Linked DNA regions of Mus musculus: region 2 is linked to region 1. Evidence: chromatin contacts called from ENCODE POLR2A ChIA-PET data. All regions are on one chromosome and are shown on one strand. The core of a region is the stretch at or near the end of the contact, and the rest is flanking DNA. Distances in the headings are between cores, read along the strand shown.

The links. ChIA-PET counts read pairs that join two places held with the same protein, here RNA polymerase II (POLR2A).
Region 2: POLR2A ChIA-PET joins it to region 1 with 13 read pairs in Patski. The contact joins the promoter of Rnf7 here to the enhancer-like site in region 1. POLR2A ChIA-PET finds 5 or more read pairs at or near these places in 2 of 5 experiments (Patski and embryonic stem cell).

The regions. Positions count from the first base shown.
Region 1 is chr9:96,378,819-96,386,087 of GRCm38, forward strand. Gm39409 (a long non-coding RNA gene) reads right to left here. Exons shown (of 5, transcript XR_871040.2): 4 at 706-849; 5 at 1-37. It overlaps Gm40550 (a long non-coding RNA gene), which reads left to right and starts at 6,597. Exons shown (of 3, transcript XR_871039.3): 1 at 6,597-6,683. Within about 2 kb of position 2,698, at least 1 of the 3 ENCODE cell types and tissues checked has a DNase peak (open chromatin) inside an H3K27ac peak, as active enhancers do.
Region 2 is chr9:96,474,564-96,481,832 of GRCm38, forward strand. It overlaps Rnf7 (ring finger protein 7), which reads right to left and starts at 4,112. Exons shown (of 3, transcript NM_011279.3): 1 at 3,845-4,112. The coding sequence starts at 4,019.

The sequences.
Region 1 (7,269 bases), core at 1,448-3,947:
GGGTTCTGAGAATGTCAAAGAGGCAGCAGAGAGACGACTGTAAGAGAGATAGAGAAGGGGTGCTATGGAATGCTGTCTTCCCAACCTGACACGGCTGCTACATTCATAACTCCCAGCAGCTGCAACTCTGCACATGCTACATGCTCGAGTGTGACTGGGCCTGTCAGTACTGTGTGAGGACAGAGGTGGGGCACACGAGACTCCACCCCTCCCAAAGGAACTGTTAGGGAGGGGTGGAATTAATGTTTGGTGGGGGTGGGGATATTTTTTCCCCAGCCCTGCAAAGGAGAATAACTCCTTAAATGTGCTTATGAAAACAACCCTAGGATGTGGAGAGATGCTTCAGAGGTTTAAAACACATACACACACACACACACACACACAAGTGTGTTGGGCAAGACAGGATAATTGGGAATAACAATCAAAATATTTTACGTCATGACAAACAAGTATGAAATCATAAAAAGTAAAAAGAAAGAAAGAAAGGAGTAAAGAAAGAAAGAAAGAAAGAAAGAAAGGAGTAAAGAAAGAAAGGAGCAAAGAGAGAAAGAAAGAAAGAAAGAAAGAAAGAAAGAAAGAAAGAAAGAAAGAAAGGAAGGAAGGAAGGAAGGAAGGAAGGAAGGAAGGAAGAGAAAATAAACTGAAAGAAACTGAAAAAGAAACAGGAAAGACAATGAAATTGAATTGAATTGAAAGGGAACTTACAGGTGAACACAGCTGGAAAGTCCAGAGGTCACGGGCTTCAAGAAAGGTTTGGTTCGAGGTCCAGGCGCTCTAAACAAATCCTGGAATCTTGCTTTCCATTGATTGTTCCATTGCCTCATCATTTATTTCCAGAAGTCTGTAGGCCTGCAGGATTTCACACAGAAAAGACAAACTCTCAAAACTCCCACGTGTCCTGTCATTGACCTCGGTCGCCCTGACTAAGGTCCTGTGTTCATGTACAGCACTTGAGGACACCAGAGTGGGGGAGGAGTGCTAATGGGAAAGCCTGAGAGAGTTTACTCTTGACTCCTGTAGGATGCTTCAGAGCTTTGAAATAGTGTTAAGAAGAAAGGAGAGAGGAATCCTATAATCTATTTAAATGCCTCAGGGACTGGGACGTTGTTGCTCAATAGTAGAGTGCTTACCCCAGCTTAATCCCCAGCACACACACACATACACACACACACACACGCGCACACACACACACACACACACACACACACAAACACAAACACACATGGGCGGGAGGGGGGAGGACGGGGAGAGGGAGGAGGGAAGAAGGGAGGGAGGGAGAGAGAGAGAGAGAGAGAGAGCAGCACTTGAACCCAGAGTCACTTGCGTATTTGCAGACCCATTAAGGCAACCTTTTCTTTAAGTCTCACAACATACAATGTCTCGAAGCTATCCCTCTACCTCAGGCTCAAACCCAGGGCCTCAGACATGTTAGGCAAAGCACTGAACTCCTGAGTCTCTCTCCGGTCTCTGCCTTGAGATCACTCATTTCTGTGTGAGAGTAAGCAGCAAGAAGTGGACCTTAGGCTGGGCAGTGGTGGTGCACATCTTTAATCCCAGCACTTGGGAGGCAGAGGCAGGTGGATTTCTGAGTTCGAGGCCAGCCTGGTCTACAGAGTGAGTTCCAGGACAGCCAGGGCTACACAGAGAAACCCTGTCTCAAAAACCAATTAAAAAAAAAAAAAAAAAAAAAAAAAAGAGGGGCAGTGTCATGAAAGAGACTAGGGAAACTAGACTTCCAGGAATGGCCTTATTTTTAGGCTGGCTCCCCACATCTTCAGCTCTTGGGGGAAAGGAAAAGAAGCAACCCGCCAGCACCCACATACCACACCAGGCTCGTCCTAGTGCATCATTCGCTGTTGGACTCCTCTACAGCAGGGGCTCTCGCCCTTCCTATGCTGTGCCCCTTTAATACAGTTCCTCATGTTGTGCTGACCCCCAGCCATAAAATTATTTCATTGCTACTTCATAACTGTCATTTTGTCATTTTGCTACGGTTTTGAATCGTAATGTAAATATCCGTGTTTTTCGATGGCCTTCGGTGACTCTTGTGAAAGGATTGTTTAACCTCCCAAAAGGGAGGCCACCCTCAGGTTTAGAACCACTGTGAATGCCTTTCACAACTTAAGCCCTCTTAGATTCTTCCTGCGAGTGGCGGTGTAGCTTGAGGGTAGAGTGCCTGCCTAATCTATGCAAGGCTTGTATTCGGTTCCCAACACTTGAAAAGAAGGTGAAGGGACAAATCTTTTCTGGATGCAAAGTATTGATGATATTGTACTTTGACATTGATACTTGAAACAGCACTGTGTTTTGAACCACCAAGGAAAGCTCCCACATTCTACTTCTTGGGAGAAATCACTTTTGGATTGAGTAATAAAGTGGTTACATTACTTAGCAGGTGGATTTAGGGGTCTCCATCCCCCATTCCCACCCTGGTCCACTGAGCCCCGCTTGGAGTTAGATCAGAAAACTAAGGTTCAACTTAGTGTTGTCCACGCTTTTAATCTCAGCATTTGGCAGGCAGAGTTCCAAGTGGAACTCGGTGAGGTTAAGGCGAAGCCTGGGCTACACGGTGAGTTCCACAGCAGCCAGAACTTAATAGTAAGACCTTGCTCGAGAAAAGAAAGCAAGCTAAATCTACTGCGTGTGTTAAATAAAACAAGGCACAAGAGTTACTCATACATGTTGGACATTGCCGCTGCCTGAGCAGGAAGCTGCCAGGCGATAAGGGATGACTAAGATCTCTCCTCAGGCTCCCTGTGGGAAAACACAGAGAAGGCAAGAGCCGCTCTTCTGAAACCACGCCTGGACGGTGCCTGGCCTGTTTAACAGCATTCTGAAAGGCCCAAGTAGTTGCCTCACAGCTGTGAAGAGGGGAGAGCCCGTGCCTGTGCGTGCCTGTGCCCGGTATCTGTCTTAGCTCGCTGTATCTGTGGATCCTCGTATGTTTTCCTTTCCTTGGTGTCCGATGAGAAACCCACTGCAGGCTTTGGCCTCTGCTCTAATGTCATTTAGGGACCACACACCTGAAGCAAAGTTGGGAATAAGTGTAACAGAATGAAAGACAAGCCGGAATACAATAGCAGGCTGGCAAAACGCTGGGAAGAAAACTCTCTTGTGATTCCTACCAAGGTTAGACCATCTGGTCTGTGATAAACGTTGTCTCAGAAATCCTTTAGATGATGTGGAGGGAGAAAATGGCCACCTAGGAGAAAAGTCTAATTATTTTGTGTGTGTGTGCTTGTGGTGTGTATGTGTGTGTAGTATGTGTGAAAGCCAGAGGGACAACCTAAGGACCCGTTGCTCATAAGTTGCTCACCTTGTTTTTAAGACAGGGTCTCTCATTGACCTGGTACTTGCCAATGAGGCTACACTGGAGGGCATGAGCCCCAGGGACCTGTCTGTCTCTGTCTCCTGAGCACTGGGATTGCAAGCACCCAATACCAACTGATGTGTTAGAATAGAGGCTTGCATCTAAACAGCACACCAGGCTAAAGCAGTTCCACGTGTAAGAGGTTTATTGGGAGAGAGAGAGGCAAGTTGGAGGTAGAAAGAGAAGGGGGAAGAGAGAGAAAGAGATCAGAGGGGCCTTTATTTATGGGTGATGATGTAACACCGGTAAATGTGGGAGGTGAGCCAAGTGGATTCTGGGAATATGGTGACTGTTGCCTTGGCAACAGGTCTCCGGGTCCCGCCTATTGTGATATCACAGCTTTCGGAGGTCCTGAGACCAACACCAACCTAACTGTTTAATGTGGGCTTCCGGGAATCAAACTCAGGTCCTCATGCTTAAAAAAAACAAAAAACAAACAAACAAAAAAAAAAAAAACAAAAAAAAAAACCAAGCATTTTATGGCTTGTCACCGCAGGTCTTTTATTATCTTATGTGTATGGGGGTTTGCCTGAATATGCATCTGTATACCAAGTCCATGCATTGCCCACAATGATAGGAGAGAGAGCTTTGGACCCTTAGGAACTGGAGTTGCAGATGGTTGTGAGCTGCCATGTGGAATGCTGGGAACTGAACCTCTGTCCCTTGAAAGCCCAGCCAGTGTCCTTAACCTCTGAGCCATCTCTCTAGTCCCCTGACTATTTCTAAGGCAAATGTAAATCTGCCTAGAGGAAATCCAAACCCCCAGCTTGGCCTTGGGCCATGTGCACACTGCAGGGCTTTTCCCAGGAGCTGACCACTTCTGATGGTTCTGGCCTTTAGGGATGCGGTCTCTTGAGAACGGAGTGCCAGCCAAGATTAACTTCCTTCTATGTTCCTCCGTTTACAAACAGGGCTGATCTCCAGTAAGAGGCTTCCAGCCCATCTCTCGGAAGGTCTTTCTGCATCTGATGCCCCTGTACCCTCTGTGCTCACCAGCCTTTGGGGCTCATCTACTAGCCTAGTCTTTGGGAGAAGGGCTGGCTAGGTGATATCCTCAGACACTCTGGATTTCCCTGATGAACCAGCTTTCTAAAGCGAGTGCCTTTTGATTTCTGGATTTAAACGGGAGGCTGGCCAGTGGGTGTACCCACCAGACCCAAGACTTAGCCTCTTCTTAAGTTCTTCCAAGGATCAGTCCCTCCTACCTCAGGAAGTCAAGTGTCTCTCTCTCTCTCCCTTCTTTTCTCTTTTTCATATCTCATGGAGCCCAGGCTGACCTAACGCTCACTATGTAGCCAAGGGTGACCTGGAGCTCCGGGTCTTCCTGCCTCCAATTCTTCGTGCTGGGAGGGCAGGCGTGTTCTCCAGAGCTGACTTCGTCTCTTGGCGTATCTTGCCAGCCTTTTCTGACCGCAATTCAGATTGATTGGAAAGAAAAGCAGTCAGTGTATCTCGGGTAATGAACTTGTCTTGGGACCGTTTCTGGCTCTTAACTGAACTCTATTGCTTACCCCCCAGGCTCAGTCCTACTGCCTCCAACTCCACACAACTCTAGGGATGGCGACTTTTGCGTCTCATTATTTCTGACCTTGACTTCAAGATTCCGAGCAAGTAAGCGCCTGCTTCATTTCCCAATCTTTGGCTCACCCTGGCTTAGTTTCTAAATCCCCAGGGATTATAATGCCCTCCCAGTTCCCCAGGAAGGTGGCTGTTTTCTCTGGTTTATTAAATAGATTTGTCATCACCTCCTCACACGCCATACTTCCTGGGCCTGGAGCCACTTAGCGGCTCCCATCCACCCACCCACCCCCAAAAGGCATTTCAGCACTAATCTCTTCACTTGGGGCATGTAGCAAGTGATTACTTAAGCGTCACTTTGAAATGTTTAGTAAGCAGAAAACTCCACATCTGCACGGTTAACTGATGTTTAATGTTGACGGGTCAACCCGATAAGATCTAGAATCACTGCAAGCAAAAGCTGGCATGCCTGTGAGAAACTAAATAGATGAAGTGTGTTGATGTCGTACCACTTTAACCATGGGAGGCACCGTCCCATGGGCTGGAGCCCTATTCAGACCGAAAAGGAGAAAGTGAACCAGCCAGAACTGCTGGCTGCTCTCGCTGCATGAGGAGACACCGTGTGACTAGCTGCCTCAAACTCCTTCAGCCACGGCTCCCACCAGGAACTGCCTGCTCAAACTGTGAGCCAGGCTAAACACTCTGTCCTGTAGACGGCTTCTGTCATGAATTTTCTTCTGGCAACCAGACAGTTAATACAAATTACCGTTGCTGAGAAGTTGGGCCGTTGCTGCAGTAAACCTGATCATGTGGTTATTAGGCTGGTGTTGGGGTCTGTGTGGGGTACAAGAGTTTCCAGTCATGCGCAACAAAAGCCCCTAAAGTGGGCTGGAGAGATGGCTCAGTGGTTAAGAGCACTGACTGCTCTTCCAGAGGTCCTGAGTTCAATTCCCAGCAACCACATGGTGGCTCACAACCATCCGTAATGGGATCTGATGCCCTCTTCTGGTGTGTCTGAAGACAGCTACAGTGTATGCACATACATAAAATAAAAAAGCCCCAAAGTGCTAAAAATCAAGCTTAACGGGCCATTCCGATAGGAACTTGGAAGACAAGAAGGCAGAGAGAAGTGTTTGACAGTCCAGGTTAAGGTTGGACTCCAGAGGTTTCATATGCAGAACAACGACTCTGCTGGGAGCTGGGCTAGAGGCCGTTCATGTTGTGTTCTAGTTTTAAAAAGAAAAGAAAAGAGAAATCTATTTGCAAGCTCGGCATGGTGGCGCATGACTTTATACTCAGCACTTGGGAGGTAGAGACGCAGGCAGATCTCTGTGAGTTCAAGGCCAGCAGAGAGCCTCATAGTGAGACCCTCTAAAAAAAAGGGGGGGGGGGAGGATGTGTTAGCATTCTGCCCATGGCAGAGTGAGAACTTGAGAACTGAATACAGGAGTGATGGGCTAGTTTCTTTGATGGAGAAAATTTTCATATAGCATACGGCTCAGGTGTGTGATGTCTAGCAAGGCAAGCAAATGCTAAAGTACGGACAGATAGAATGTGCCAGCAAAGCGTCTGTAACTGTTATGGAGAAATCTCTTCCCTTCCTGGTATGAAAGGTACCCAGGGGCGAGACTCCGCCTATGAGGGTCACCAGCATGTAAAAGGCAAATTTACGTGAGGGGACAGAGAGGAAATGACCAGGAAAGCTACAGGAAGCCCTCGCAAAGGCAACTGCCTAGCTGGATTTTGCTGATTACTTTCAGCGCACTGACAGCTCCTGGTCCTGTGGCAGCTTGAGGTAAGAGCTATTCCTACCCTTAAGGAGCGTTCCATCTCTCACTAATGAGACATTCAGTAATGAGACAATCCCTCACTAAGAGACATTTCCTATCAGATGAGGTCCATGCCTTCCTTAAACAGTGGTGAAACTTGAGTATCTTATCAAAGCCCCGCTTGGTCTTGATCTCACTTTGTAAACAAAGATGATCTTAGACTTCTGACCCGCTCCCCTTCACCTCCGGAGCAGTTGGATTACAGGCACGCTACCTCCCCCCATCCCCCCCAACCAGGGTGGGGGTGGGGGGAAGGAATTCCTTTCTTTGAAGATACATTTTGGATTATTTGTTTCTTGCTGGTAAATTCAGCCTTTCCTGAATCCTTTTTGGTAGTTTATATTTTTCTTGGTGATCCAAAACTTTAAGTTCACTGGGATAAATACGGGGGGCACAGTATCTCAAGGGGCTGGATATCTTGGCATGCTGTTTTTGTTTGGCATGCCAGTGTGCCTTTTTTCTTTCTGGCTTATAGTTGCCAAAGGCTTTCTACATTCTGATCTTATCAGAACACACAACCTAGACCTTCTGCTTTGGGTTTTCTGTTTGATA
Region 2 (7,269 bases), core at 2,862-5,361, 97 kb after region 1:
GCCCTGTTCAGTAATGACGTTTCCACATATACTCCCTTCATTTTTAAGCTATGTGACTCTACTTGAAAGTTAAAGGCTTTTTCTAGTTGTTTTCATAAGCAAAATTCCTTTCCTTTGTTTTTGAGACTGGGTTTCATGTTGCACAGGCTGGCCTCAAACTAGATAGCCTAGGATGACTCGAACCCCTAGTCCTCAATGCAGTCACTCAGCACTGACAAAGTACTTGAACAAATTACTTAGGAGTAAATACTAAGAACGGGAACCTAAGTTCTAAATCTCTAAATTCAGCAGTTTATAAAATTCAATCAGTACTATGCTTGAGGAGCCAATGAAATAAATTCATTCTTTAACTCTATTAGTAGTCCAAATTAGCTCAAATCAACAGAAAAGGCTTTTGTTTTTAATTATGTTATGGGTCTCAATGTGGTTCTGTACATGTGCATGCAGGTGCCCTTGCAGGTCAGAGGTGCTCGGGACCCCTGGAGCTAGAGCTTAGGCAGTTTGTGAGTTGCTCACATTGGTGGTAGGTTTTGATTCCAGGTCCTCTGCAAGAGCTGTATATGCCCTTAACACAGAGTCATCGCTCCAGACCCAGAAAGAGAAAAAGAGGCTGGAGAAGAAAATATGAGTGTGGTGATTCATGGTCCCCATCAGTGAGCTAAGGAGGCTGAGGCAGTAGGCCTGCTCTGAGATCAGGACAACTCCTTCCCTTTACGTTCTTTACGCACATTGGTGTTCTGACTGCATGTGTGTCTGTGTGAGGGTGTCAGATCCCCTGGAACTGGAATTACAGAGAGCTGTGAGCTGCCATGTGGATGTTAGGAAATTGAACCTGGGTCCTTTGGAAGAACAGCCGGTGCTCTTAACCTCTGAGCCATCTCTCTAGCCCCAGAACTAGTCTCCCCGCACCTCTCCACTGTGTTGCTAACGAGTGATTTGTCCAAAAGGAAAAAATAAAAAAGAATTCTGTAAAAATAGCAACTGTGGGGCTGCTTCCTCTCCTTACTCTGGCTCAAGCCCAGGCATTTGTTTCTTTCCACACACTATTACCTTCAAACAAAAACCCCACAGCCATCCTGGCCTCTTCTATATAGATATAAAACTGCCTCCTTGGGCTTTATCCATAGTTACTAAACACCCACTCTTCTAGGATTTAAGCCTTGGGATGACAAAACAGCCAAGGCTGTCCCCCATGGAGCTCACTAGGAAATGGAGAAGGGAGGCAAGCAAACCACCCGGTGTGCTGATGACACCTGCGGCTGCTCTAGCTCTGGCCGCCACCTTTTTAATAAGTAGGAAACCAAAGCTCCAAACAGCCATTGTGAAATCTCTAAGTTATCACAAGCAGGCACTCTACTCTGGCTGTACAGGGTATAGGTGGAACCCAAGGGAGAGATTACCCACACTGCAACTGGGTGACAGGCCAACTTTGGAATAAGAAGGCAAATAAGGGGCTGGTGAGATGGCTCAGTGGGTAAGAGCACCCGACTGCTCTTCCGAAGGTCCGGAGTTCAAATCCCAGCAACCACATGGTGGCTCACAACCATCTGTAACAAGATCTGATGCCCTCTTCTGGAGTGTCTGAAGACAGCTACAATGTACTTACATATAATAAATAAATAAATCTTAAAAAAAAAAAAAAACTATAAAAAAAAAAAGAAGGCAAATAAATAACTTTAAGATTATGAAAAGTCAGGGCCTGAGAGATGGCTCAGTGTAAGAACTCTCAAACAGGATGTCAAGTTTAGTCCCAGTGCCCGGCCCAGGGAGCTCACAACTGCCATAACCCCAGCTCCAGAGGGATCCACGGGCTCTTAAACACATATGTCCATACCCTCCATACATGTGCATTCATTAAACTAAAATTTAACAATGTTAGGGGTGGGGTAGGTTGAGACAGGCTCTCTACATAAACCTGGATGGCCGTCTTAGAGATCATTAAGTAGACCAAGTTGGCCTTGAAATCAGAGATCCATCTTCTGCCTCCCAAGTGCGGGATTAAAAGGTGTGTGCCACCACGCCCAGAATAAACAAACAAACAAACTTAACTATATATATTTAAAAGCCAATCTCAGCCGGGTGTGGTGGTGTACGCCTTTAATCCCAGTGCCTGGGAGGCAGAGGCAGGTGGATTTCTGAGTTCGAGGCCAGCCTGGTCTACACAGAGAAACCCTGTCTCGAAAAACAAACAAACAAAAAGCCAATCTCTGGCCAGATAGACTGCTCAAAAATTAAAGTGCTTGCATGAGTTTAAGCCTTGGGACCCACATGGCAGGAGAAAAGAAGCAACTCCCAATACTCTTCTTCTATGTCACACTCACACTCACACACACACACACACACACACACACACACACACACACACACACACACAGAGTTCTTCTATGTGTCCGCCCCCACCACAACTCTAAGTAAATTTTGTTGTTTTTAAAGACAGGGTTTCTTGTGTAGTACTGGCTATCCTGGAATTTGCTGTTAGATCAGGTTGTCATGGAACTCAAGAGACCCACCTGCCTATGGCTCCCAAGTGCTGGGATTAAAGAATGCACCATTAACAACAGGGTAATAAAATAATGATGATGATGATTTAAAAAAAAAAAGCGGGCGTGGTGGTGGACCCCTTTAATTTCAGCACTCGGGAGGCAGAGGCAGGTGGATTTCTGAGTTGGAGGCCAGCCTGGTCTACAAAGTGAGTTCCAGGACAGCCAGGGCTACACAGAGAAACCCTGTCTCGAAAAAACCAAAACAAACAAAAAAGATTTATTCATTATTTGTTTTTAAGATGGGGTCCCACTACTTAGCCTTGGTTGTGTAGACCAGGCTGGCCTAAGGCGCACAGAGATCTGTTTATCTTTGCTTCTCGAGTACTAAGTTTAAAGATATCACCACACCTGGCCAGAATAAAATTTCTAAGCAAAGCTTGTGCTGCCTCTGCCCCCATGCCTCAGCCTCCCGAGTGCTGGCATTTCAGACATTCGCAACCACACTCAACCCTAAAATGGAAATCACTGCCCAGCTCCTAAGCAAGGATGAGGGGTGGAACAGCTGGATTTTAGTGTTTTAGTCAAATCAGATTCTACATAGAAACTAGTGTCTGGGTCTACAATTAAATGTAAAAAGTAAAGTTTGGGAGCCCTGATGAAGCAAGTCCAAAGACAAAGAATAGACTGTGGAATCTCTTGATGCTACGTTTAAAGTCTCAAAGCCAAGAAACGCGCACATTTTCAAACTGCAGAAATCTATTTCAACTACTCCCCAGTCGCCCTGTAAAGCAACCTCACAGTAATCTAAAATTTTATGTTTATGCTACCTGCATCTGGGTTTGCATACCAAATGTGCCTAATGCCCTCAAGGGCCATAATGGGGTGCTGGAGTTATTGGAACAGGAGTTAGAGGGTGGTGAGTTGCCATGTGGGTGTGGAAAATCGAACCCGGGTTCTCTGTTAAGAACAAGCTTGTGCTCTTAACTGTGGAAACATCTCTCCGGTCACTGAGCCTCATTTCGGTTATGAGACAGAATCCGTATAGTGGCGCAGGCTCGCAATTTCCAGTTTTTGGGAGGTGCGCCCTCCTGGGTTCTAAGCCAACCTCGGCTAAATGGGCAAGCTCTAATCCTGAGGAACGTGAGAGCATCTCAAAGACGAACATCCCAACCCTCAGATCTACGCGAGGGATCCGCTGGGAGATTTGCTGGCCGCAGGGCCGGAGGTTCCCCTCGGGTATCCCGGTCACGCCCCCTCCCCCCCGCCCCCATAGGAACCATCCCGTGTCTGGCGGCCCGGCCCGGCCCAGCACTCGCCGGCTCGGCCCAGCTCGCGGTCCCGGCTTCGCCTGCATCGCTTACCCATCACCTGGACCCTGCAGATGGCACAGGTATCGCACTCAACGTCCCAGCTCCACATGGCTACCGCGTTCCACTTCTTGAGAGAGAACATCTTGTCGCCTCCCGACTTGGAGCCTGCGCTCCCGGAGTGCGAAGAAAGGACGCAGGGTTCCTCGCCGTCCTCCACGTCGGCCATGGCGGCGGCGCAGAACGGCGACGCGGACGTTGGGCGCGGAGGCGGGAGGTACGGTGGCTCAGCGGGGCCACAACACACGCCACGGAGCCTCCCGCAGGCACGGGCGGGCGGGCGGAGCCAGACGGCGATGATTGGATGGCGCGCGCCAGTGACGTCACGAGGGGCTGGGCAAGGCCTGTACAGAGAACCCCAGCGCTTGCTAAAGTGGCCAAAGGCCAGTTGCTGTAGGGCAGGCCCGGGTCAGTAAGCGAGCATTGTCTGGAGTTACATTGTATTAAACTCGGGGGAGTCTCAGAAATCACATCGTCCCTGTCTTCATTTGTCTCCTTTCTCCCAAATGTAAAACTATCAAGAGTAGGGACAGAATTCTCATCACTGTAACCTCCGTATCTTACAAAATGGTTGGCCTTGAATTCAGATTCATTTATTTATTTATTTATTTATTTATTTATTTATTTATTTATTTATTTATTTTTGGTTTTTCGGCAGCCGGGCGTGGTAGCTCACACCTTTAATCCCAGCACTCGGGAGGCAGAGGCAGGCGGATTTCTGAGTTCAAGGCCAGCCTGGTTACAAAGTGCGTTCCAGGACAGCCAGGGCTATACAGAGAAACCCTGTCTCGCAACAAGCAAGCAAGCAAGCAAGCAAGCAAACAAACAAAATATATGTTTTTTTAAACTTTATTTTATGTGCATTGCTGTGAGGTGTCAGATTCCTTGGAAAGGACCTGGAGTTACAGACAGTTGTGATCTGCCATGGAGGTGCTGAGGATTGAACCCCGGTCGTTTGGAAGAACAGACCATGGTTTTAACCACTGAGTCATCCCTCCAGACACTACATTTGTTTGTTTGTTTGTTTGTTTGTTATTGTTCTCAGGTGACAGAGAATAGGTAAGCAGAAGGGCAAGAACGCAATGCTTAAGCAAATGTGTGCTGGGGAGAAAGCAGAGTGAGCCAGCCAGGGAAGGGCCAGGCAGTGGGCCCCTGGGACTGTGGTTAGGTCCCTCCCACCAGGCTTTGTCTCAGATCACTTGGCCAGCATTGAAGGAAAGCTTGGATGAAAAAGCAAAACAAATGTTCCTGCCTCGTGCTCAGCTCACGTCCACCGCCATCCTTCAGGCTACTCTTACCAACGGGGGTGGTGGTGTCCATCCTTACCGGTTAAGCCAATTAGAAGTATATGGGGCAGTGGCCGTGCACACCTTACTCTGAGCACTTGGGAGACAGCAGCAGGTGGATCCTTGTGAGTTATAAGGCCAGCCTGGTCTACAAATCAAGTTTCGGGCAACCAAGGCTACACAGAGAAGCCTTGTCTCGAAAAACAAAAACAAACAAAAAAGTACGAGTCCTTTATTCGTGCAGGACCAAATTCCGGCGCATGCCTCAGAGTCTCTTGGTGTCGCAGCTCAGGGATACGGTGTTTCTAAAGGCAAACCCCACAAAGACCACAACTCACATGAAAGTCAGATGACAGAACAATCTTGAAACGTTCATTTCTGACAGAACATGGTGATTTTTTTTTCCAGACGTAACATGAAAGTTACTTTTGACTTGTGCCTTCTTCAGTTATTTTAGTTTACATTAATTATTTTGGTTTATACATCGGGACCATGGTCCAGGCCACAGAAGTCCCAAATGTGCTGGGAGGGTAGATGTGGGCATGGAGGTGGGTGAGGAGAGGACTGAGAAGTGCCTAAGCCAATGCACAGGGAGTCGGGACAAGATGGCACAAGATGGCGTTTCTGTGGTCACTTCCTCTGCGGGAGAGTCTTTATTCCTTTGTTGAGAACACTGGGAGAGAGATGCTTGGTTTTGTTTTAGAGACTTCCCTTTAACACAAACACGTTTGAGCCCTTCAGGAAAGACCTTATTCCCATCGCGATTGAGTTTCCACTGTTTATTTCTCCACTCCTCATTCCTTCCTGCCATTCATCTTTATGAAAATAATCTTCCCTGTGGCTGAAGAGGAAAAGCTCTCCGGGGCTTCTTAAATTCAGTCCTTGGCGGCAGCCTGTGAACTACACAGCCGAGGTTAGTCAGAAAAATGGCAGGCTTTAATTTGTAGAAGTTAGAATTCACAGAAGAGACAAAAGGCAGCCTGGGCTTGGAGTTTGTACACCTGGTGAATAAAGGAAGAGGAGGTTTAAGAAGAGGAGGGAGGGCGTTAGTTTTCTTTCTGTTTCTATGATAAAGGCAGCGTTCCAAAGCCCCTGAGGGAGAAAACTGTTTGGCTTATACATCTAGATCACTATCCCTCAAAGCAAAGGCAGGAATGAACTCAGGATGGTCCTTTGGTGTTTTGCCTGCAGATGTGTGTGTCTTCATGAGGGTATCAGAAGCCCTAGAACGGGAATTACAGACTATAATGAGCTGCCGTGTGGGTGCTGGGCATTGAACCAGGGTCCTCTGGATGAACAGCCAGTGCTCTTAGCCTCTGAGCCAGCTCGGCTCTCTCCCTGTGACTCAGGCTAGCCCAGACTCTCTTCTGGACTCAGTTGGAGTCGGCTATTTCACCACTCTGTTGAAACAGCCTCCTGTACCTGCACCTCTTCTCAAAGCTGCACATGACAGTCATGTTTGCTTGGAGGGCAACCAGTCTTTGTCAGTATCCCACAGTGGCCCCAACTTGGTATTTGGAGGTGTCATTGCCTTTCTTGCAAAATTCAGCTTCCCTTCCTACAAGTTTCCCTTCAATGTCATCACAACCCACATTTACCTTTGTCCCTCTCTGCCTTCCATCCCATTCAGAGGTAATACTCTACTCATTCTTCCGTTGAAAGTTTCCAGCATCAGCTGAACTTTCCACTCTATTTCTCTGAGCCTCACCTGCTGCCTGGGTCACCGTGTCTCCCTACCCACCCTGTCACAGTGTGATTAGCACTCTCTGTAGCCTGCTTCACAATCTTCCTCTAGCTCCCCTTCCATCTGCCACCATCCTCCAAAAGATGGCTTACCTCCACTGAAGTCCTGCCACCACATTGACCTGCAACTGTCACCTGGCACCCTTGTCCAGGACCCTGTTCAGACTGGCCACTCTGACATACTCTGCCCTTTGGAGAGAAAGGTAATGACAGTCCCGAACAGCTGATTTCCCCATTTGGGGGGAAAAAATTTCACCATTTTGTCCTCAGTGATCAATCACTACTAGGGCATGTGCAGTTCCGATGAGAAACTACAGCACTTCTTGTGTGCCTTCTTCTCGTTTCTCCCCAGGTCACACAGCAGCCGTCACATTGCTACTGGCCCTTAAA